5 separate regions of the Homo sapiens genome follow, and all the other regions are linked to region 1. Evidence: chromatin loops called from intact Hi-C (ENCODE). Cell type or tissue: PC-3. All regions are shown on one strand.

What was found. Hi-C counts contacts between places; a loop is a spot of excess contacts. Peaks named below come from ENCODE experiments on the same cell type or tissue, not always from the same donor. Only the 100,000 strongest peaks of a DNase experiment are listed, where the experiment ranks them.
Region 2: it touches region 1 in a loop (2.6-fold over the local background); 3 of 110 quality-filtered maps call a loop at or near these places.
Region 3: a loop joins it to region 1, with 2.4 times the contacts of the local background. A loop is called at or near these places in 2 of 110 quality-filtered maps.
Region 4: a loop joins it to region 1, with 11 times the contacts of the local background. A loop is called at or near these places in 6 of 110 quality-filtered maps.
Region 5: a loop joins it to region 1, with 2.7 times the contacts of the local background. A loop is called at or near these places in 3 of 110 quality-filtered maps.

What each region holds. Positions count from the first base shown.
Region 1 is chr3:79,016,541-79,021,540 of GRCh38, forward strand. All of the region lies in intron 3 of ROBO1 (roundabout guidance receptor 1), which reads right to left. Among named protein-coding and RNA genes, the nearest start is that of MIR3923, 490 kb to the right of the region's middle. In PC-3, CTCF peaks have their summits at 2,304 and 3,083; DNase peaks (open chromatin) are centred at 931 and 3,131; H3K4me3 peaks cover 3,653 bases; H3K27ac peaks cover 2,667 bases.
Region 2 is chr3:78,751,713-78,756,712 of GRCh38, forward strand. All of the region lies in intron 4 of ROBO1 (roundabout guidance receptor 1), which reads right to left. Among named protein-coding and RNA genes, the nearest start is that of LINC02077, 710 kb to the left of the region's middle. In PC-3, no CTCF peak of the experiment used is centred here; a DNase peak (open chromatin) is centred at 2,549; H3K27ac peaks cover 1,113 bases.
Region 3 is chr3:78,252,488-78,257,487 of GRCh38, forward strand. No RefSeq gene overlaps it. Among named protein-coding and RNA genes, the nearest start is that of LINC02077, 210 kb to the left of the region's middle. In PC-3, no CTCF peak of the experiment used is centred here; no DNase peak of the experiment used is centred here.
Region 4 is chr3:78,855,214-78,860,213 of GRCh38, forward strand. The region is part of intron 4 of ROBO1 (roundabout guidance receptor 1); the gene reads right to left. Among named protein-coding and RNA genes, the nearest start is that of MIR3923, 650 kb to the right of the region's middle. In PC-3, a CTCF peak has its summit at 2,493; a DNase peak (open chromatin) is centred at 2,488.
Region 5 is chr3:78,764,731-78,769,730 of GRCh38, forward strand. All of the region lies in intron 4 of ROBO1 (roundabout guidance receptor 1), which reads right to left. Among named protein-coding and RNA genes, the nearest start is that of LINC02077, 720 kb to the left of the region's middle. In PC-3, no CTCF peak of the experiment used is centred here; no DNase peak of the experiment used is centred here; H3K4me3 peaks cover 1,052 bases; H3K27ac peaks cover 1,012 bases.

The DNA of each region.
Region 1 (5,000 bases):
AATTATTAAATCTAATAGGACAGTACTTCCCAAATAATTCTCCAAGTGAAGACAGAACTTCCAAGTTGACACGACCAACTTTCAGTGATACCTTATTAATGTGACCCTATCTTTAATCTACAGCCATGATAAAATGTTCCAACATATACAAACTCAACTCAAACAGTGACTAATGACCATTAATCCCCCTATCTTCAGTAATCTGCCCCTCCAGTCATTTATCACAATGACACTTCACTTTACACACGTAAATAAACTTTAACCAGAAAGGTGAATCAACAGAAATCTCAAAGGTATCTGAAGCTGTAAATTAAACTAGGCAGAGACACAGCCAAGGGAGGCAAATAGAGAGATCAGATTTTAATGTTTTTGATTTGCATCCATAGCTAGGGGTGGGGGACTGGAGGGACTATTCAATTACTCCGATATGCAAACTAAGGAAAAATAAGGCATTACAGAAGGAGAAGCTGGAAGTGGGGAATGACAACCTCGAGGAGTTAGTCTACTCATCCCTCCACTGTGACGTACATGAGATATACCAGGTTGAAACTTCACTTTCTGTTTTCTTTAAAGAAGTAACAATTTAATAATTTTTAAAATTTACTTTAGTTGCAAATCTTCCTTGTAACTTTCAGCCAGCAGGCACAATTCACAGGCTAAAATTCTTTTAGGGGTTTATTCGCTATCATTTAGCTGACGTATGTGGTTTTTTTCCCCCCTTTTCTTACTCTGTTAACTGTCTTAAGTAAAATCCCTGGTCAAAACATAAATGATAACCATAGACCACAAAAGCTCAAACTAACCTTTAAAATCGTTTCATAATTGTGCAAACTGAGTGACTCTTACCGATAAGCCCTGATGCAATTTGAAGCTCAGTATGCGAATGTGACTATAAAAATTCCGAGGTGCAGTGTGTGTGTGTGTGTGTGTGTGTGTGTGTGTGTGTGTGTGTGTTTTAAAGCCTGAAATCGGATCCGTGATTGAAACCAGAATCTACCAAAAGGAAAGAAACAGAAGTTGAGTCGTGGCTCAGTTCACCCACAGTAAAAAAGTTTCCTAGGGAGTGTATGAAAACTATTTACAAGTGTAGATACAGTGTGTACTCTTATGTCAGAAGGGCCCCGTTTCAGCATCCTTCCAACACTTCATATGGAATTTCAGTATTATTTAATTAATCCTAAACATCCCAAATTCAGTTTTCTTTCGCCAATGAGAATCCCCAGGCAACTCCCCTTTCCGATGCTTGCAACCGCCTGTTTTCCTTCTAAACCCAGCGAGGCAGTGGCTATTTTATATCCTACCTTAAGAAGGAGTTATTTCGTGAAGCTTCTTCAGAATCAAATTTAATTACAGACTTTGGTTACATAAAACAACTACTAATAACCCCTTGTGCTCGGAAGAGGAGGGGCTAGAGAGGACTAGGCTCAGGAATCCTGGCAAGCCTGCGGGCCACAAGCTCCCAGGGCGCACATTTCCCTCCCCAGGGAAGCAGCCGGCGGCTGATACTCACTTCGGCTCATCCTGGGGGCCCTAGCTCACTGCCAGCCGCTGCCTCCTCCCACCCTAGTGCTTAGACGTGCGTTTGCCCAGAGTAATCTGGGCGTGCCCTGAACTTGGCAAAAGGCCGAGATCTGCAAAGAGTCTTGAGGAGGTTCAGGGGTGGAGGGGAGGTTTTGGGGAGTGGGGAAAAAGAGACAACCCCAAATGCGAACTAGGAACATTTTCGCCTAAAAGTCTAGCAGGAATCGAGCCCCTCCGGCCTTAGGAGGGAGGGGTAACCAAAATACACTTCTGGGTTTGATCGTGCAAAGTGGAGAGGGGGCGAACAGGGAGGATCAAGGGTGAAGAAAGAAGACGCGGGGTTACCTGAACAGAGACATATTAATCCAAACAGGTAAAAGTGAGCGGGCTCCGCAATCATTGTCCTCGGGTGGATCCTGTATACAGTCTCATGCCAAGAGGAGGGAGTGGAAATAGGGTCCCCAAATGTATGAAGCCACACACCACACACAAAGGCTTAATATAAGCAACGTGGGTCAATTAGCCAAGAGTTTTCAGGGCAATTACTCGTCGACCTTTCCGGACGCTTGTCAGTATCTCAGAGACTTTTGCAGAGGAAGAATTCCAAGGTTTGTCTTCTCCGGCCCCAGGATTTCCGAGGAGGCTCAGACACTTTCAAGAACCATCCAAAGCGAACAACAAAGAGCCGAGGCAGAAGCGCAGTAGTGCCGTTTCCTGCCTCCACGGTCTTGCGGAGCCTCCCGGCGTGCGCCCCCACAATGTGCGGCCGAGCGCCGCTGCGAGGGCAGGCGCGGCGGCGGCGGCAAAGTTGGGGTGTGAGAGCTGCTGAGGGAGGGCCAAAAAGTGCTTCTCCGTCTCCCGGCGAGCCCAGTCAGCAGCGGGCCACCCGCGGCGGCGGCGATAGCAGCCAAAGTAGAAGCAGCAGCTCCGGAGGAAGGGCTCGGGGTGCCGGGAGTGTGACTGGGTGACTCCGCGCGCAGAGAGCGAGCGAGGGGGCGGTGCGGCGACAGCGGCTGCCTGGGCGGGCCCTTGTTCCCATCACTTGGGGGATGCGGAGGGTACTGGAGACAGCAGCAGGACCGCGGACACTCGCACGTCTTCTGGGCGCCCCCAGCCCCGCGCGGCGCCCAACATCGCCCTCGGCCCCTCGCCCTCTGGGGCGCTCGCAGGCACCCCTAAACTACGCAGAAGCCCAAACTTCCTGGGGGCAGCTGCCTGCACCCCTGGCTCGTGGAAGCTGTAAAGAGGCAGCTCCCGGCTCTCCCCGGGGTGGCAGAGAAGGGCAGAGAGGATGCTGCTGCGGGTGGGAGAGACGGCCGCCGCGGCTCACCCCAGCTCCTCCCGGATCAGCGGCGTCTGAAGTTTCTGCTCTCACGCTGCCTCCTCTCCAGCTCAATTGCTTGTGGGTTTCCCCCACAGTCCCCGCGGCTCCCAGTTCCCTCCCTCTCCTCCCCGGCCCGATAATACTTAAAGGGGCCGCGTGGTCCTTTCCATGCTTCACTCTATTCTCCAGGCGCTGGTCAGGCAAGTTCTGCTCCTCAATATTTCCATCCACAAGCCAGGGGTGCCCAACTGCGCCCTCAGGTGAGAATCCAATTGCTCGGAATCGGAAATCCAGGCGAATGAGAAACTGTCTTGTTTCTCTCGCCACCCCTAGCTCCCCTGCACCTTTCTCCAAATGGAACCTCCCAGCCAAAGACTTCAAAAATCCTCCTGGTCCAACTTAACCTCTTCCTTGCCGCTTCCAGGAATTGGAATAAACTCTCAACTCCACTCTCACTTCTCCCCATTCCCATTTAAAAAAAAAAAATCAATTTTGAGCAACATGGCTTTAGGACAGGAGGTAAACAGAGAACTATCCAGAACATATCAGTAGATGGGCAGTCTCTTACAACCATCCTTTTCTTTTAAGTTGCAGTTGTTGAAGGTCTTGTAGAAAAGATATCCAAATCATAAGGCACAGGGTTGGGCCTTGGGATCATTTCCTCATGTTTCAGTTGAAACTCTCTCTTTCAACTTCATACTCCACACATTAGAAAGCTAACAATGGGGATGTAATTTTAAGAGAGAGAGAAACAAATGCAAAAAACAATCTTGACAAGCCCAGAGTTTGCAGTTAGGAGAAGCTAGTCAGGCATAGGTTTGACACTCAGTATACCCGCCCTGAAATCCCAACCTGCCAGTTATAGCTCTGTGACCAGGTCTGTTTTCTCTTCTCTGTTTCTGTTCTCGAGATATTTTATTGCATTAACAAAAAATACACAAAGCAAAACAAACCTGACACGTCTGAAAGGCATTCATTCATTGAGTCAGTCATTTTTCTTTCTTTCTTTTAAATAGGACACAGTGGCCAGGCGCTGTGGCTCACACCTGTAATCTCAGCACTTTGGGAGGCCCAAGCGGGCGGATCATTTAAGGTCTGGAGTTCGAGACCAGCCTGACCAATATGGTGAAACCCCGTCTCTACTAAAAATTCAAAAATTAGCCGGGCGTGGTGGCGTTCGCCTGTAGCCCCAGCTGCTCGGGAGGCTAAGACAGAAGAATTGCTTGAGCCCAGGAGGCGGAGGTTGCAGTGAGCCGAGATAACTTGCCACTGCACTCCAGCCTGGGCGACAGAGCGAGACTCCGTCTTAAATAAATAAATAAATAAATAAAAAGACACACTATGTGAAATACCTAACATGCCGAATGCTGAATAAATGGCAGAATTAATATCTACAGAGTTGTGTACCATAACTTCAAAAAAAATTATTTGGTGTCTAGCAGTACATGTAAGAAGCTGCTTTCGGTGGTTGCCTCTGGAGGACAGAACTGCGCAATGGATAGGGCAGAGAAGGAGGATTTGCTCTTTTCTACATAGTGTTGTGCTTTTCCATGTCTTTTCAGGTGAGCACATTCATTACCTAATGGAAGATAAAAATTTAAAAGCAAATTGTACATTGATTTTGGTTGCTGCTGGTGCAACCAACGACCTTAGAGCGACATTTTGTGGAAACTCTGGTTAACAGCACCTATCTTTGAAAGTGAAAGATAGTCTAATCCTGAGAAAACTGACTATAAATTCAGTAAACAGCCTGGAGATAAGAATTCAAAGACTCCAACCAAAATCTTTTCAGCAGTAAAAATATGAATGGGCAGTCAAAGCTGAAAAGCATACATCGATTTGGTCTTGCTAAAGGATATTTAGTGAAAAACATAGAATATATCTCTTTTTTCTTGGAATACAAAATACTTTTAAGAGAAGCTTACCTAGTAATAGAAAACAAACACTAAAGTGTAGTACTTGAGAGAAAGAGAGCAAGATAGAGAGAAAATTCAAATCCTCATATCATTTGAATGTACGTTAAATAAAGATGTCAAACTTTCACTTAGTAATGGGGGTATACTTTTAAATATAATGAAGAATATGTGTAAGGATCCCTATTGCATTGTTCCCCCAAATGGATCTCCTGGTCTCTGGAAGTTTGCTCGTATCTCTC
Region 2 (5,000 bases), 260 kb before region 1:
TGGAAGAGGACACTACATTTTCAGAATAATATTGAGAATTAGATTTCATTATTCATAACACATATGATGTGCTAATTTTTATCAATGCTTCCTTTTATATTTCAACCAGAAAATGATTGAAAAAGCTGTATATTAAGAAGCATTTTAATTAAATATGGGCAATTTAATTAGAAGTGGGTATCTTGGGAAAAATAGGGGAAGATATTCTGCAGTCCTGGGATTTATTTTTTTCTACTTCCATTGATAAAGACTACTTTATCAATGAAATCTTGCAGCAAATAGTAACCTCTTGTCAACTAGGAAAAAAAATAAAATGAATCCCTTAAAAACTAAGGTGTATTGGAGGAGAAAATAAAGACGAGGTAAATAAAGACAACTCTATAAATGCTAAATAGCAACCCATTTCTGTTGCCATGTACCATTTTAATTGTTTTCAAAATTATTACTCACATACATAGTCATAGTACAGAAAATATTACTTACTTTTATGACACTCCTAGTTCCCTGTCTGAACACCAACGTCATGCTGATGTAAATAAGTGTAATTTAATATCAAAATAACTATCATTCTTTCATTTAACACATCTGCACTGAGCACATACTTTGTGTCTGGCAGCTGTGCTATAACTCTTGTATCTTCCTTGCAGTGAAGTATATGTAAAATGTTGACGTCTGTCAAAAAACATTAATATTCACCTTTTTGGGAAACAGTAATACAATAGGGTCTTATTGCAGGTTATTTTGAATTAAGAGATAAATTTTGAAGGCTGGATCAGAAAGCATATCATAAAGTCTTCTATAACTATTTTCAGTCTTACTTTTTAGCTGACAGCACTGCCCAGAAGAACGAAGTGCTGTTCTTTGTACAAATGTGTGAAAAATTTCTTAATATTTATTAAATAATTTCAAACTTTAAAAAATATTCCAACAAAAGGATAAATGTACAGAAAGATAAACCATTGAAGAGGAAAACTAAAATAATAACAAGTAAAATAATATTCCATCAAATATTATCCATCTTACAACACCATCTTCTAAAGCTAAGGAATTTGTTTCTAAAAAAGATGCATGTGAACATCAATTCTGTATAAAGTTTCCTAAAGGTACTCATTTAATTTTTAAAATTTGACACTGAATATATCTAGGAATATTCTACAATAAGTATGTCTTCTACTTGTATTTTTCTTATATCATGCAACTTTGTTTTTAAACCTTAAATTATGCTTTGCTTAGGACCCTGGAAGAAAATATGCTGGTAGAAGCACTTTTGAAGATTGGACAAAACTCTTATGTCCTAACCTAGGAAAGGAGTACTTTTATTCAAAAATTGTACATTCTGAAAATCTGATATAGCGGATGGATGGCAAATATCACTCAACATTATATGATAACAACGTAACATGAATGAACACAAGGCATTGCAGATAAAATGAGAAGAATTACCAGAATAAAAACAATTACTAGCAAATTGTTTATTTACATACTGTATGATGGAGAAGCAAGCTAACTTAAATACAGTTGTATGTTTCTGCAATCTGCTGGGCTGTAGAAACGGGGCCATGTTGTCTCTGGTCTTTTAATTGTTAGAATTACATCCAGATTGGGTTCAAGCTTAAACCACATTCACATTTTGCAGAAATATGAACATCATAATGACACTTCCTGTACTGCCGTGCAAAATACTCCCTAGTGCTTATTCCAACAGCACTAAGTCTTCAGGACAAAGAGAAGGTAAGTTTGGCATAGTAGGTTTCAGTTAAAATTTGTAATGTGTTCTAGAGAAAAGTGTACATCAGTAAGGATCAATTTTTTTTTAATTTGACTTTAAGTTCTGGGATACAAGTGGAGAGTGTGTAGGTTTCTTACATAGGTATACATGTGCCATGGTGGTTGGCTGCACCTATCGACCTGACATCTAGGTTTTAAGCTCCACACGCGTTAGCTATTTGTCCTAATGCTCTCCTTCCCCTTGCCCTTCTCTGCCCCTCAACTGGACCTGATGTGTGTTGTTCCCCAACCTGTGTCCATGTGTTCTCATTAGAATCAACATTTAAATAGTTAATATTCAGTGGACTTGAAAGTCTGGTAGATCATTTTAAAATGTATCACCAAAGTAAGTCAAATGGCTAAAATCATATGTTCTAACTTAAAGTCAGTAACTTACTGTATGTTTGCATTTTATACACTTTAAAATAACCTATAAATGATAGATTTATTTTAAAAGTTCACTTTTTACAGGACATCATTTTATACAGTAATATTTGTAGATGTGTTTATTTATGAATCAGAAACAGAAGTCTAGAATGTCAGAATCACAACACAGATTCTTTCACTATTCTGTGATTTTAACAGGTACGTTCACAATGACTCAGTTATTTCCATAAAAAACAGAGAGTTTTACACTCTATCTTGATAGGGTTATTATGAAAGCTAATTATTTAATGTTTATACAGGACTTGCCATTTATATGGTGCATTACATCTGCAAAGAAGTATTGCTATTAGTCACTATGTAAGGAATTGCCAAATTTCTCAGCTGCCAGTACAAATGGAAAGGAGGACAAAGAATGCCATTGATGAGGGTTTTAAAGTGCCAGAGCAAAAGTCACACTCAGGAGTAGCCTGGCAGGGTTAAAAAAACACAGACAAAATGAGGATATCTGAGCTACGGGACCCTGATTAGGGCAAGACAAGCATGCATTCTTTCTTTTGTAAAATCCAACTTTTTATGTAGCCTTGCAGCAAGAGTCCTCAATCAAAGAAATATGCTTCTGTATTTATTGCCTGGCTCTTTGTATCTGAAGGTCAGCTCCATGAGAACAGGGAATTTGTGATTATCCCCTAGTATTTCCAGTGCCCAGGACAACATCCAAGACACAGGAGGTATCCAGTAAATGTTTACTACACTTTCCAATATGCTAAGTAGTAGATTTTAAATGGTGGCTTGCATTGGCGGGAGTTCTATAGTTGTAGTGCTTGGGGTATAGGGAGGTAGACACACATATTCAAATAAACACATACATATACAACTATAATTGTGATACATGTCATGAAGGAAGGTATAGGAGGCTGTGTGAGAGAATAATGAGAAACATAATTTAAATTGGAGGTGAGGGAATAGTAAGGAAGTAACAGTTAAGGTGAAGCCTGAGTAATGAGTAAAACTTATCCTCGGGAAGTGCATTGCAGGCACAGGAAATACTTCAGGTGAGGAAAAATCCTGGTACACTGGAAAAGCCTTGGATGCCGTGTAGTGGTACCGGTGGAGAGCAAAACAAGACAACCTTGGTAGGGACGACAGGGACCAGATTTGCTATGCACAGCAGCCATGAGCAAGGGTAAGCTTTTATTTTAATTCCAATGAGAAGCCACTGGAGTCTTAAGCAACATAGTGTTATAATGAAATTCTCATACTTCAGTGTTCATTCTAGCTGCTCTGTGAATGAAATGGAGAGGGAAGTAATAATGGACGTGGAGGCCAGGTGTGGTGGCTCAGCGCATAATCCCAGCATTTTGGAGGCAGATGCTGGAGGATGGCCTGAGCCCAGGAGTTGGAGACCAGCCTGCGAAACATAGTGAGACACTGTCTCTACAAAAAACAAAATGTACAAAATTAGCTAGGCATGGTGGTGCTCACCAGTGGTTCTGGCTAGTGGGGAGACTGAGGTAGGAGGATCGCTTGAGCCTGGGAGATTGAGGCCACTTTGAGACATGATTGCACTACTGCATTCCAGCCTGAGCAACAGAGCCAGACCCTGTTTCAAAAAAATAAACAAACAAAAAAGGAAGTATAGAGACCAATTAGAAGGCTACTGAAGTAATTACAGGTAAAATGGTGATGGTTTTATACCATGATTATGATACCAGATTTGACACAATAGTGACAGATTGGAGGTACCTTTTGTTGGCAAAAATCAAAATGATTTATTGAAGGGCTGAAGTTGACAGAGAAAGACATTAATAATAACACCCAGGTTTCTAATCTGAGTAACTGATCATGCCATTTTCAAGGTACAGGAGAATAGGTAGACAATATATAAGTAAATCCTTCTACGAGGAGGAACAACAGAACAAAAGATATCCTTATTTTTTAAAAAATTTAAAACATGATTTGAGAGTATAGAGTCTGATATGAAAATTGTTTCATTGGTTAAAAAATATTATGGCTTTAAATTCAGCCCTTGATTTTGAGCTATTTGGATCTATATGCTACCATATTTCAAATCTTATTTGCTAACTGATAATATTCATTGATCAATGAATTCATACTTTAATTTTGGGGATGACAAATTTTAATCTAGTTTGATCCATATCATGTATTTTTTAACTGAAAAACTCAAATACATCTGATACATTCTAAGTTTATAAATGTATATATACAACATATGTGGATTATATATATATGTATGTATAATACAGACACGTGACATACATGACCGCTAGTCATTGATATACTGTGATGGTAACACTAAGCACCAAATTATGGTAAAAACAAAACAAAACAAAACAAAAAACACTCAGTTATTTTGATTGGAAAATGAAAATAACTCAAAACGTGGGTCATTTCCAAGGACTGCCATAAATTAAGCTCAATAACATATTAAATCAATAACAATAAAATGAATAACACACTAAAGGATATGATAAATCAATATTTAAGGACACAAGAACTAATAACATATTAAAGAATATTCTACAATTGGAATGCACAAAAAGTTCACAGCATTTCACTTTCACATATGTAAAGCATATGTAAAATTCCCTGCAATTACACTGAATCCCAAAAATCTTATGGATTTTGTGATTCACTTAATCATTCATTCAATAAAAGTACAACACACTATATTTGGTGATGGTAGCTAGTAAGATAAACAAGACAAAGTCTCTGCTTTCAGGGCACTTATTTCAGAATTTTTCTCTCTCCTTTGTGTGTGCGTGTGTGCATGTGTGTATGTGTGTGTATTTCATAGCATGCTTTGTTTAATTGAAATTTTAGATAAA
Region 3 (5,000 bases), 760 kb before region 1:
TGTATATAAAAAAAGAGAAACAGAAACAGGAAACAGAGAAAATAAGTGAAAATAAATAAAACAGCAGCCTTAAACCCTAACATTTCAATCATTACTTTAAATATGAATTACTTATACACCAGTTAAAAAAGATTGGCACAAGGGATTAAAAAAAAAATGATCCAACTTTATACTGCCTACAAGAAACTCACTTTGAACATAAGGACATAGGTAGTATAAAATGAGAAGGATGCAAAATGCTATATTATGTTAACATTAATCAAAAACAAGCAGAAATATTTATAAAAAATCAATGAAATTAAAAGCTAGTTATTTTAAAAATTAGAAAAATTGATAAACCTCTATCATGACTGACAAGACAAAAAGAGAGCACACACAAATCATGCATAATGAATGAAACAGGATCTATTACTATAGATCCTGTACCCATAAAAGGATAATAGTGGAAAACAGCAAACAACTTTACATTCCAAAGTTAAAAGAAATAAAAGAAATAGACCGATTGCCTGAAAAACCACAGACTGTACTTTCTGAGGGTAAAATTACTGACCTGAATCATCTTATAACCATGCATTTAATTTTATAATGTAAAAGTTCCCTCCAAATAAATCTTGAGGCCTAGATGGCTTCCCTGGAGAAGTTTACGAAGCTCTGAAGAGGAATTAACACCAATTTTATAAAATATGCTACAGAAAACAGGAGTGAACACTTTCTAATTCATTTTATGAGACTATTGTTACCTTGATATCAAAACAAAGATAATACAGAGAAAGAAATCTGCAGACCAATAACTTTCAGTAAATTAGATCCACAAGTTTCAACAAAATGCTAGCAAAACAATTTTAGCATATAAAAAAGATTATATCTCATGACCAAGTGAGAATTATCCCCAAAATACAAGGTTTGTGGAACATTTAAAAGCCAATTAATGTACCACATCAATACTACAAAAGGCAAAAAAACCACATGATCATCCCAAAAGATGCAGAAAAGTCATTTGACACACTCAACATTGTTTTCTTGATAAAATTACTCCAAAAACTAGCATTAGAAGAAAACTTGCTTAGCCTGATAAAGGGCATATATGACAAACCCACAGCGAACATGAGACTTAATGGTAAATATGTTGATTAATTTTGTGTCAATTTGACTAGGCCACAGGATGCCAGGTATTTGGTTAAACATTAATTCTGGGTATGTCTGTGAGAGTGATTATGGAAGATATTAGCATTTGAATTTGTAAACTGAGCAAAGCAGATAGACCTCCTCAGTGTGGATGTAGATCATCCAACTTACTGAGGATCCAAATAGAACAGAAAGGTAGAGAAAGATTGGGTTCACTCTCCCTCTGCCTGTTTGAGCTGGGACACTGATCTTCTCCTGCCTTTGGTGCTCCTGCTTCTCAGATTTTTAGACTCAGGCTGGAATCTATACTGTTAGTTCTCCGGCTCTCAGGCCTTCAAGCTACAACACAGGCTCTTGTGGGTCTCCGATCTGCAGACAACAAATTATAGGACTTCTCGCCTCCATAATTACATGAGCCAATTCCTTATAATAAATCTCATTATATATTATGTATTATAAAAATACATAATATATAATATATAAATTATTAAATATTGAAATATAAATAATATATAAATTATTAAATATAGAAATATAAATTATTTGCCTGATATAAAATAATATATAAATATTCAATATGATAAATATAATATATAAATATATGGTAATATATATTTATACCCAGAGGATATATATGTATATATATTCCATTGGTTCTGTTTCTCTTTAGAACCCCTACTAATATAGTATAAGATTTAAAACATTGAATGCATTTTCTTTATGATCAGAACAAGGCAAGAATGTCTTCTTTCAATCCTTTTATTAAAAATAGTATTGAAGTCCTAGCCACTGAAACAAGGCAATGACAAATAAAGGCATTCAGATTAGAAAGAAATAAAACTGTTCCTATTTGCTGATTCCATTTATATCACAGTTTTGAAATTACAAAATTACAGCAATGGAGAATTGACAGTGGTTGCCAAGGGTTAAGGGAGGGGGTGGATGGGGGCAGGATGTTTGGTTTTGAAAGAGTAACAGGAGGAATCCTTGTGGCAGTGGAACAATTCTGTATTTTGATGTGGTCGTGGATGCATGGACTCACACGTGATAAAATTGCTCACAGAATGAAAAAGCTAAACAAATACAAGTAAAATTGGAGAAATCAAAGAAAAAATGGTAGATTATACAAATGTTGATATTCTGGTTGTAATATTGTACTATAATTTTGCAAGCTGCTATTAGTGAGGGAAACTGAGTAAGAGGTGCACAGAATCTGTCTGTCTGTATAATTATAACTGCATGTGAATTTACAATAATATCCAGAAGGTTTTAAAAAGCACATTTAATGCCATAATTATTTGTTTTTTATAACCCAAAAATTGCCAACTCTGGGGACATATTATGGCAATTATTTGAAATGGTTTGAAATACTTCCATACCTCACTCACATTTACAGGATCATATATAATAATAGTGGAATCATTATGAATGCACATAATCAAAGAGAACCACAATTTGACAGTGCTGATAAGAATGAAATAAACTTGAGGCAGAATAGTATGGTTGAGAAAATAATCTATGCCACTCTCTGTAATAAAGTGTTCAAAATCAGGTGTGTAACCAGCAACTTTTGAGAGTAAAAGGGAGTTGACGAAAGATATTAGAACTGATGAAATTACTATCAGCTCTCCAAAAGTAAAGACTATTTTATTATTTACAAACAAAACACTGATATCTCTCCTTCTCCACTTCCAATCCACAAAGGAATTAAGGTGGCTCCAAAACCAAAGTTGCTTTTGTGATTACTAGTGTTCACTTAAAAAATATTGGTCATTTTTCTTTAAAATTAATAGACATCTTCCAGAGGAAGTCAAGAATATTTATGTGATTGCAGTCAACTTTTACAGATCTGAAAACCATTGCTCAAACAGATTCTCATATAAAACCTGAGATTGATAAGGGCACTGAGTCTGGTTTCATCATCAAGTGGTGATTTTAAGGTACTCCAAGCCAAGATTTCATGTGCAGTCACAGGCAAGTCAAAATGTCTGCTGTAAAATGATGTCTGGTTTCAATTAAGCTCATGATGAGACATTTACATATAATTGTTTACATGATTTCATGTCAATGTCTTTACATCATATCCTGTAGATAAGAACTGGAATTTACAGTGAGCTTGAACTTATTCTTGTAACTATTTCACAACGGAAAGCTAAAGTTCATTTGTAATTGTTTTCTGTATTTTAAAAGACATTCTTTTTTAGCTTTAATTATTTATAGATAAAATGTTTTATATGTCTATCTTTAACAAAGAAAATGTCATTATGTATTATTTTCTTATGAAATCCCTAAGTAATTTTCCATCCAATAGGTCAGAGATTCTTTATTAAAAAAAAAAAAAACTATTCCTTTCACCTTTCACATGTACATTTCCAAATAATCAATTTTTACCTGAATTTAATTGAATAAGAACTAAATATGTAATCTTTTATTTTAAAATATCTTTTCTATATTCTGGATATGTCACAGGAACTTTTTTTTGAAATCTGAAATCATGCAAATGCCTTTCGTTAAAATACCAGAGATTTTACTCCCCTGAAAATTTGCATTGTTAGGAATATATAGCATAAAAAGACCCAAATGCTATTAAGGTTTTTAAGCTGTCAACTGAATTCTGCACACTACATTTATTCTGTTTCCATTTGCTACCAAGGAAAAGTGCAAAGTCAAACATGTTCTTACAAAAAGCACTATAAGCTGCATGTAAATGAGACCACTTTTCCTGAGGATCTATCTTCAATTTGATAGTGCATTTAAGTGCTTGCTTTCACTTAGAATAGACTGAAATATACAAATAGAAATTGAGAGCAGTGAAAATGACATGTATCCAAGATTTTACCCAAGAATAAAAGAATCAAAACAGATTATGCTGTCTCTTTAAAAGACCTATTTGATTAATTAAACGATTACTTTCTATAAAAAAAATACAGATGTTAAATGTAAAAACAAATGTTTCAGGCAATAGTGACCAAAAGGAAATACTAATCTGGCAACTTTATTGAAAAATATTGCTGTGATACAGTGTCTTTCTTTTCTTATTTTTTCTTTCTTGGTCTAAATACCATTTTGCAAACTGCAGATGGTTTGGATTTATAGCTATAGCTATTTACTATACATGTGCCATTTTCCAACTGGTAGGAGATTTGCAGATGTGTAAGCCTGTTAATCCAGACCAAAACACTCTAACCATTTTTTCTTTTTCAATTCATGATTTATAGACATATCTTAAGATTACAATATTAGTTTTTATGGCCTATTTTATGAAAATTATTCATACTGTAGTTATTTTTACAGTGGTTTTCCAATTGAAACCCATTTTGGATGGGTGTGACTTTGACAGGCATAGTTGCATAGTGGTGAAAATTATGGTTTGTGTTGTCAGACACACCTAGGTCTAGATTCTGTCTTCTTCTAATTAACCGTACCACAGAGGGTAAGTCACTAAATCACTCAGAGCTTGTTTCTCTGCTTTTGTATAATAGATATAATAATGCCTAACTCATCAGTGAAATAATACCTATAAATTTCTAAAATAGTCCTAGAATTTAGAAAAGACAGTAAATGTTAGCTCTTACGATTTTAACTTGTTTCAACTGAATGTGACATTTTAATTAATCTCTGGAAAGGCATCTCTGCCCATAATAAAAACAATTTTTATTTTTTAGAGGTGATATAAAATGGAGATCAACCTAGTTTTCATGTCAGATTGTATATTGCATGTAAAAATTCATTTCTATTCTTTCTGTAGGAGAATACCTCCTCAGGCCCTTGAATTTGGATTTACCACTTTATATTCTTAGGCCAATGTATGTGAGCAGAGATAATTTAAGCTGCTTTCCAGCAGAAGCTTAAATATCAAAGTTACTACTTTGCTT
Region 4 (5,000 bases), 160 kb before region 1:
CAGTATCCCAAATGGAGTCTGCATTTGTAGTTCGACTATTCAAAACAGATTTGGTGTCTGGAGAACCTAAGTGCCCAAGTTAGCATTCTGGTTCACATACTAATACGTCTCTCTGAGCTTGATTAACGTAAGTCTACTCTGAGAATTAGATCTGCTCTTGGAGTGCTAACAAACCAGTTTTCCAAGCCTGCAAAGTCAGGCAGAGCCTGGGCAACTGTAAATTCACCAAGGCAAGTTCACCAGTGCCACAATACCTGGATAGATTATTTGCTTTAAACAAATGAAACACCTCCGCACTGCTAGGATATGTGGATTTTTTCATTAACATTTTATATCATAAGTATTCAAATTAGATGGTCCTTAAGAGTTAAAATTTCTTAGATAACCTCACTAAGCTATGCTTTACTTATTATTATGTGTCTTTAAACTTTTCTGCTCAGACTTCATGCTGTATCCTGTTACAGCTGATAAACTAGCATTACTTGAAGCTTAACTTTAAGACTAGGTCACAGACAAGAATAACAAGGAAGAAACGTCTGTTTTAAAGATCATTAAACAGAAAAAAAAATTGCTTTAAAAAATCCTAATATGAACAAAGAATTGCAAAAGAAAAAGTATCACAAACACCTCACTCAGTCAACATAAAATTATGAAAACTTTGGAGAATATTTTTTTTTCCTTTTTAAATACTAACGGAAATGAAACCAGGAAACGTTATCAGGATCAAAAATTACTTTTACATGCTGTTTTTATTATACTAAGAAGAGAAAAATTTAAAACTCAAAATATAGTCAATTCCAAGGGAATATTCAGAAATGACACACTACCAGAACTTTCCTTTTTCTTTTTTTTCAAGCTTCAGAGTAACAAATTACATTCTAAAAGGAAGATCTATTTCCTAAGTAATCTACATGATGGTTGTAATTCCTCTACGGTTTTCAGCATAAGAAATCAGTTTTAAACACAAAATCTGTATTACTGTTTCTAGGCCTCATTATACATTTTTACATGGAACACAAAAACTGGAGCTAAACTTGAGAGGTACATTTAACCTACAACAAATAACCTAGCAAAAAAAAGAAAAAAAAAAAAAAACAGTATGAGAAAATCCAGGGGAAAAGGCCAAGAACAACCACATAAACAAAGTGAATAAACATGTCACCAGAAGACTATAGACGCTATCTGAAGCCAAATAACTTTCCTATGCTTATTACAAGGATGTCATCCTGAGAGATAAAATATAGTATCATAAATTTGAAGGTCATTGAATTTTTCAAGGTAACCCAAACATTGTAAGGACATGCAATTAATTCTCTCAACATTTAGCGTATAACCAATAATTGCAAGAGTCCAAGCTATATCAAATGAAGTCTATATCTACTTATGTGCCCTGACCTTTAGGTGGAGTCCAACTTAATAAAAATAAGAAAATAATAAAAATAAATAAAAATAAAAATAAAAATTACCCAATCTCCTTTGATATATTTTATGTTTAGTACATAATGAAAGAAAAAAGTGTTTTCTTTTTAAAAATTATATTTCATATAACACTGTTCAATGTTTTATATATTTTATATATACAGTTTAATGAATAATCTGCATTTTATTAAAATACATTTGCGCATTCTAGATAGCCAAAATATCCTATAAAAGAAAGACATTTGGAAAGTCTCACCATTATTTTCTCTAATACTAACAAGCACCTCCTAGGCCTATTTTTAATCTTTTAAAATTCTCATTTCAAACTAAGCTTTGATTTTTTCTAACAATGTTTACAGCATTAACTAAAGGCTAATTTTATTGGACAAGTCAGTCTTTAAAACAATTGCATTTGTATCTATACTCATTCAAAAATCAACAATTAGAGCTCTGATGATAAATATTATTTATGACATTTATTCACACAATATTCATCCTTTTAAAAATTGCTTTTTTAGGCCTCAAATGGGTGGCATAATCATTAGACAACAAATTTGTGAAAACAAATGAATGTGGTAAAGTACTGAAAATGTCTACATAAAAAAGGTTGTAGCCTCATAGGCAAGTTTCATTTTTATCTATTAGACATGGGTACACATTATATGAGAAATATGTCTTACAATCACAGTAGGTTAATCAGCTGTCTTAAAAACTTAACATTTTAAAATTTTAAATGTTTTATGCTTTAGACAATTAATCATAAGGATTAATTTAAGAGTTAGCATCCATTGAGTCCTTATTCTGAGTGTGGTATTTTGAAGTGTCCCCTATTCTCAATAGCCCCAAAGATGTCAACTCTAAATATTCCTGTTTTAGATATGAGAAAACAGACTTAAAGAAGTTAAGGCAGTGGTTCTCCAAGTGTTTTTCCCAGACCAGCAGCATCAGCATCAGCATCATATGGGAACATTTTCGAAAGGCAAACTCTCAGACCCCACCCCAGACCTGCTGACTCAGAAACTCTGGACGTGGCCAGAAATCTGTGTTTTATCAAGCCCTCCAGGTGACGCTGGTGCACAGTGAAATGTATACTCACAGCATTAAGGAAATTTGCCTAAGGATACACATCTAGGAATTGGTGAAACTAGATGGGAACCCAGGTTGGTCTCCCTCTTTTGAAATCCAGGCGTTAACTCATAAGGCCTTTGGTTAAGGGCGACCCTTTTTCTCTGAAATCAGTATTACTTTCTAGAAGGATTACTTTCAGTAGAGAGAGTGTACTGAACATAATGGAAACTTTGATGTTACCAAATCTTACAATGCCTCAAGGTCATCACTCTGACAAATGTTCAACTGTCATGTAGAACACAGGAAATTCCTGATATATTGTCAAGATTTGAGACTGAAATATCGGATGCCTCCAGCTCCCAGCTAACTCACCACCCCACCTTTGTCAGCCCACAAACAGGTCTTCATCATTAAACAGCGAGGAGTAGGGGGACAGGGCTTTAAGTGTGGCTAGCTCATAAGGAGACTTATTTAAATAAAGTTAGAAAGCAGGAACAACCGGGGACAGTCATTCCCTTACAGGACACACCACAGGAAATCAGGAGCAAGAGATTAATTCCCAAACCCCTAAAACTGTTCTCATTCATCTCTTCAGTCATCTCAGACCCCTCCTTCACCAGGACCAAAGGCAGACTGTTGATGATGAACTATGCTGTCACCTAAACTGCTGTCACTAGCCCAAACAATGTCATGAATCAGTGTTGGCCAGTCTCAGCAGCTGCAGATCCTTAGAAAGTGGAAAACTGGGTGAGATGCAGTGGCTCACACTTGTAATCTCAGGACTTTGGGAGGCCTAGGTGGATGTATCACTTGAACCCAGGAGTTTGAGACCAGCCTGGGCAACATGGCAAAACCCTGTCTACCAAAAAAAAAAAAAAAAAAAAAGGAGAAGAAGAAAAATTATCTGGGCATGGTAGCGCAGGCTTGTAATCCCAGCTACTCAGGAGGCTGAGGTGGGAGGATTGCTTGAGAACGGGAGGTGGATATTGCAGATCTCACCACTGCACTTCATCCTGGGCAACAGAGTGAGACCCTGACCCCCACTCCGTCCACCTCCCCCACCCCACCCCCCGCCAGAAAACATAAAAAAGAAGAAAAAGGAAAATAGAAAGCGGGAGCCTGAAATGAGAGTAGGTGAGTATCCAAAACACTTCATCTAATGAAATAAATATGAATAGCCAAATCTAGATGTCAGGTGTTCTAGGACTTAAAAAGTAATGAAGGCAGTGTCTAAGAGTGACTGTTATTACCTCAGCACATATTCTGTGAACTGCTTTGATCTCAAACCTCCTTTTTTCTCAACGTGCGTAAATCACTCATTAATTCCACAACTCTCTGTTGAACTCTTGTCCTATGCCATGCAGGGTTTCCAAGTGGACTACAGCAGGGAGACTGGAAAGAGACCCCTGAAGTACCGCAGGAGGAAGTGAGTCATGCCAGGGTGACAGTAGTGGAGGTGGAGAGAAATATTACCGATAGAGCTGGAGTGTGTTTAGAAGTAAAGTTCTGCCAATAGAATAAATGTAAGAAAAGACAGTTTGAAGCTTAGGTTTTGAAGAAAGTATAGTTGTTGGTACAGGTTGAGTATCCCTTATTCATGGAACTAGAAGTGTTTCAGAGTTTGAATTTTTAAAAGAAATTATGGAATATTTGCATTAACCTTACTGGCTGAGCATCCCAAATCTGAAAATCCCAAATCTGATTTAGGCTGCACGTAGGCACTCAAAAAGTTTCATATTTTGAAGGGTGAAGTTCAAAATATGAACTTTCATATTGTGAAGTTCAGATTTTTGAATGTTGGTTGTTCAACCTATAGTGATAATATCTAGAATAGGACCAAGGGAATATAGAGGAAGAGATTTTTGTAGCTAAGGGGGTCAGCCAACTGAAAGGCCAAAGTGTTGAAGGTGTCACTGGGTGTTTAAATCTCCAAGATGGTGACAGACACTGAATTAGAAATAAAAACAATAAACAAGCTATTAAAGTTATTACTGCATGAGGGAGAGGAACTGGGTGGGCTGGGCCTCAGTATGTGATAGCAATAAGAAGGGGCATTGGGAAATAAAGTCAGCTTAAGTGCATTTCAAAGAAACAGGGGGAGCCGGTGCAGGGGCTCGCGCCTATAATCCCAGCACTTTGGGAGGCCAAGGCGGGTGGATCACGAGGTCAGGAGATCAGGACCATCCTGGCTAACACGGTGAAACCCGTCTCTACTAAAAATACAAAAAATTAGCCGGGCGTGGTGGCGGACGCCTGTGGTCCCAGCTACTCGAGAGGCTGAGGCAGGAGAATGGCATGAACCCAGGAGGCGGAGCTTGCAGTGAGCTGAGATTGTGCCACTGCACTCCAGCCTGGGTGACAGAGCGAGACTTCGTCTCAAAAAAAAAAAAAAGACACAAGGGGTTTTAGGAAAGAAGGGAACATAGGTAGGTAGATAGGTAGATAGATAGATAGATAGATAGATAGATAGATAGATAGATAGATGATAGATTGCTGAATAGGTTTTCTGAGTG
Region 5 (5,000 bases), 250 kb before region 1:
GTTTTGAAAATTTCAAGCTCAGGAATTTTATTCTCAGGCTCATGAATTTAGGTTGAAGACAATGTCATCATAATTGCTACCTGTCACAGAGACATAAGGCCTCTACCGATAAAATAGATGGTTCATTCTGTCATCATGACAGCTTTAAAAATTGACAGCTCTCTTAAGAAGAAAATGGTACAAAAATAATATAATGGTTTGTGTGATTTTTTTAAGTAAAAGATTTCATACATGAGGAAGTTATAGTCGTGATTTTGATTCAAATCGTAGCAACTCATCAATGAATCAATACACATTTTAGACTTTTTTTTCAAATGTATATTTTAGACCTTTGGTTTTATTGTTGTTGCTGAATTTTTAAAAAGTAAGGTATTGCAAAGTTAAGAGGAGCACGTCACCATCAATTTTCATATGATAATTTTAGGCCTTCTCTCGAAGTTTCTATATGCAGATCATGACTGAATATTGTTGTTTAATCTAAGTCTTGCAGGGAAGGCAGGTGACTCTTTTATTTGGAACTGGGTCCACCCTAAAGTTTTGATTATATTTACAAGACAGAACATCCTAATCTTCAAAGATTCATTCATTTGTAAGTCAAGCTTCATAAAAGGATGAAATGATTATTTTAAATATTTTTTAAAAAAATATAGAAACATAAAATTTATTATTAAATATAAACTTGCCTTCAATAAAATATTTTAATTCAACATATATAGCAACCTCAGTTGATTAAGAAATTACATTAAAGTAAAACAATATTATCTTTAAAACTTGAAAAAAAGACACTTCATGAAGATAGTGCTTTTACTAAGCGAAAGAGTAGGAGATACACTGCCCACAAAGAGGGAAACAAAATAAAGTATATTTTTAGATTATTATGGTGAGCACTAATATCTAACAGGCTAGCATACTAATAAAGTGGTCATTCAAAATGCTGTGTACTGTAAGATAAATATATGAGCAAGGCAAAGGGATCCAGTCTCATTTTATCGTGCACTTTAATAGAGGACAAAGCTAGTTAAACAGATGGCACTCAGGATTTCTCAATGAATTCAGCATCTGTGTGTACATGTTGCATAAATGCCAATTAAAATGTGTCCGAGTAAATTTACATCCCTTGCTGATAGATAGTAAGCCAATCTTGCTGGCTCAGGATCAAGGTTAAACTTAATCATCTGCTGAACTTTCAGCAAGTTGCTCTCAAATTGTACAGAAATTCCCAGTGAAATAATAAAAACAGAACTCCTATTGATTTGTATTTATTTACATTCATAACTCATTTCTGCAGCCTTGGGCTAGAGCTCAAAGGGAAAAAAGTTACTATTTGTATGACTTGGCCAAGTATACTTTTGACCACATTTCCAACAAATACCTCTTTGATTAAAATGCCGGCCTGAATAAATTTTCCTAACCTCCTCCTTGCAACTTCCCAGTTGAAATAATTTTGTTTAAAAATGATCCTTTCAAAATGATCTTGAACAAAGGAAAAAGGCAGGTAGCAGTAGGTCTATTATTTATATAGCAGGGAACAGAGCATCTGCCTCAGATTGACAGGCAGCCATGAAATTAACAGAAGCAATTCTTCCTAGAAGAATATAAAAATGGCTTCCCCTGACATTTTAAAAATACTGCTTTGCTTTAGTACCCCAACCCCAACCCCCAGTACATTTGTACTCACATAAAGCTTGGTCGCTGTTGGTGTATAGAAGACCTACTGATTTGTGTACATTAATCTTGTATCCGGAAATTTTGCTGAATTCTTTTATCAGTTCTAGGAGCTTTCTGGAGGAGACTTTACGGTTTTTTTAGGTAAACAATCATATCCTCAGCAAACAGTGACAATTTGACTTTCTCTTTACTGATTTGGATGCCCTTTATTTCTTTCTCTTGACTGATTGCTCTGGCTAGGACTTCCAGTACTATGTTGAAGAGGAATGGTGAGAGTGGGCATCCTTGTCTTGTTCCCGTTCTCATAGCGAATACTTTCAGCTTCTCTTCATTCAGTATTATGTTGGCTGTGGGTTCGTCATAGATGGCTTTTATTACATTAAGGTATGTCCCTTGTATGCCAATCTTGCTGAGAGTTTTAATCATAAAGGAAAGCTGGATTTTGTCAGATGCTTTTTCTGCATCTATTGAGATGATCATTTGATTTTTATTGTTAATTCTGTTTATATGGTGTATCGCATTGACTGGCTTGCATATGTTAAGCCATCCCTGCTTCCCTGGTATGAAACCCACTTGATCATGGTGGATTATCTGTCGGACATGTTGTTGGATTCAGTTAGCTACAATTTTGTTAAGGATTTTAGCATCTGTGTTCATCAATGATATAGGTCTATAGTTTCCTTTTTTGGTAATATCCTTTCCTGGTTTTGGTATTAGCGTGATGCTGGCTTCATAGAATGAATTAGGGAGGGTTCCTTCTTTTTCTGTCTTGTGGAATAGTGTCAAAAGGATTGGTACCAATTCTTCTTTAAATGTCTGGTAGAATTCTGCTGTGAATCCGTCTGGTCCTGGACTTTTTTTTTTTGTCGGTAATTTATTTTATTTTATTTTTTGAGGCAGGGTCTCACCCAGGCTGGAGTGCAGTGGCATGATTTTGGCTCACTGCAACCTCCACCTCCTGGGGTCAAGCGATTCTCCTGCCTCAACCTCCTGAGTAGCTGGGATTACAGGCACTCACTACCACACCTGGATAATTTTTGTACTTTTGGTAGAGACGAGGTTTCACCATGTTGACCAGGCTGGTCTCGAACTCCTGGCCTCAAGCGACTCACCTGCTTTGGCCTCCCAAAATGCTGGGATTACAGGCATGAGCCACTGTGCCCAGCCTGTTGGTAATTTTTTAATTACCATTTCAATCTCACTCCTTGTTGTTGGTCTGTTCAGGGTATCTAATTTTTCCTGATTTAAGCTAGAAGGGTTGTATTTTCCCAAGAATTTATCCATCTCTTCTAGGTTTTCTAGTTTATGTGTGGAAAGGTGTTCATAGTAACCTCAAATGATCTTTTGTATTTCAGTGGTGTCAGTTATAGTATCTCCTGTTTTGTTTCTTAGTGAGGTTATTTGGATTTTCTTTCTTTTTTTTCTTGGTTAATATTGCTAATGGTCTATCGATTTTATTGATGTTTTAAAAGAACTAGCTTTTGGTTTCATTTATCTTTTGTATTTTTTTGTTTCAATTTTATTTAGTTCTGCTATAATCTTGGTTATTTCCTTTCTTCTGCTGGGTTTGGGTTTGGTTTGTTCTTGTTTCTCTAGTTCCTTGAGGTGTGACCTTAGATTGTGTGTTGGTGCTCTTTCAGACTTTTTGATGTAGGCATTTAGGGCTATGAACTTTCCTCTTAGCACTGCCTTTGCTGTATCCCAGAGGTTTTGATAGGTTGTATCATTATCATCATTCAGTTTGAAGAGTTTTAAAATTTCCATCTTGATTTCGTTTTTGACCAAATGCTCATTCAGGAGCAGGTTATTTAATTTCCATGCATTTGCCTGGTTGTGAATTTTTTTTGGGGGGTGGGGTGGAGTCGATTTTCAGTTTTATTCCACTGTGGTCTGAGAGACTGCTTGATATAATTTCAATTTTCTTAAATTTTTTTTTTTACTTTGAAAAATTTTAATACTTTATGTACTTACAATAAGAAAATAAAGTGAGGAATTATAAACTTTAAAAAAATATATGTTCCTGCTCATTATAGATGGGTTGTAAAATCATGAATAGTAGAGACAGAAAAAGAAAAAAAATACATTCATGACAATTTTCCCTCCTATAATATATAATCATTATTAGCATGGTTTGATGTTTTTCTATTTCTATATGTACTTGCCTGCTTGTGATTGTGTGTCTGGTATGTTAAAATCAATATACATAGACATGTACATATATATTGTTGAAGGCAATGTGGCAGTATGTTCTTTTTTTTTTTTATTATTATACTTTAAGTTTTAGGGTACATGTGCACATTGTGCAGGTTAGTTACATATGTATACATGTGCCATGCTGGTGCGCTGGTGCGCTGCACCCACTAACTCGTCATCTAGCATTAGGTATATCTCCCAATGCTATCCCTCCCCCCTCCCCCCACCCCACCACAGTCCCCAGAGTGTGATATTCCCCTTCCTGTGTCCATGTGATCTCATTGTTCAATTCCCACCTATGAGTGAGAATATGCGGTGTTTGGTTTTTTGTTCTTGCGATAGTTTACTGAGAATGATGATTTCCAATTTATTGAGGCTCGTTTTATAGCCTATCATATGGTCTGTCTTGGAGAATGTTCCATGGGCTGTTGAATGCGTATTCTGCAGTTGTTGGATGAGATGTTCTGTACATATCTGTCAAGTACATTTGTTCCAGGGTATAGTTTACATCCATTGTTTCTTTGTTGACTTTCTGTCTTGATAGCCTGTCTAGTGCTGTCAGTGGAGTATTGAAGTCCACCACTATTATTGTGTTGCTCTCCATCTCATTTCTTAGGTCTATTAGTAATTGTTTTATAAATTTGGGAGCTCCAGTGTTAGGTGCATACATGTTTAGGATTGTGATATTTTCCTGTTGGACAAGGCCTTTTACCATTATATAATGTCCCTCTTTGTCTCTTTTAACCACTGTTGCTTTAAAGTTTGTTTTGTCTGATATAAGAATAGCTACTCCTGCTCGCTTTTGGTGTCCATTTGCATGAAATGCCTTTTTCCACCCTTTAAGTTTGTGTGAGTCCTTTTGTGTTAGGTGAGTCTCCTGAAGGCAGTAGATGGTTGGTGAGTTCTTATCCATTCTGTGGGTCTGTATCTTTTAAGTGGAACATTTAGGCCATTTACATTCAATGTTAGTATTGAGATGTGAGGTGCCATTGCTTTCATTGTGCTTTTTGTTGCCAGTGTACTTTGGTTTTTTTTTTTTTTTTTTTTGCTTTTTAAATTGTATTTTTGTTCTATAGTTCCTGTGTGATTTATGCTTTAAAGAGGTTCTGTTTTTATGTGTTTCCAGGATTTGTTTCAAG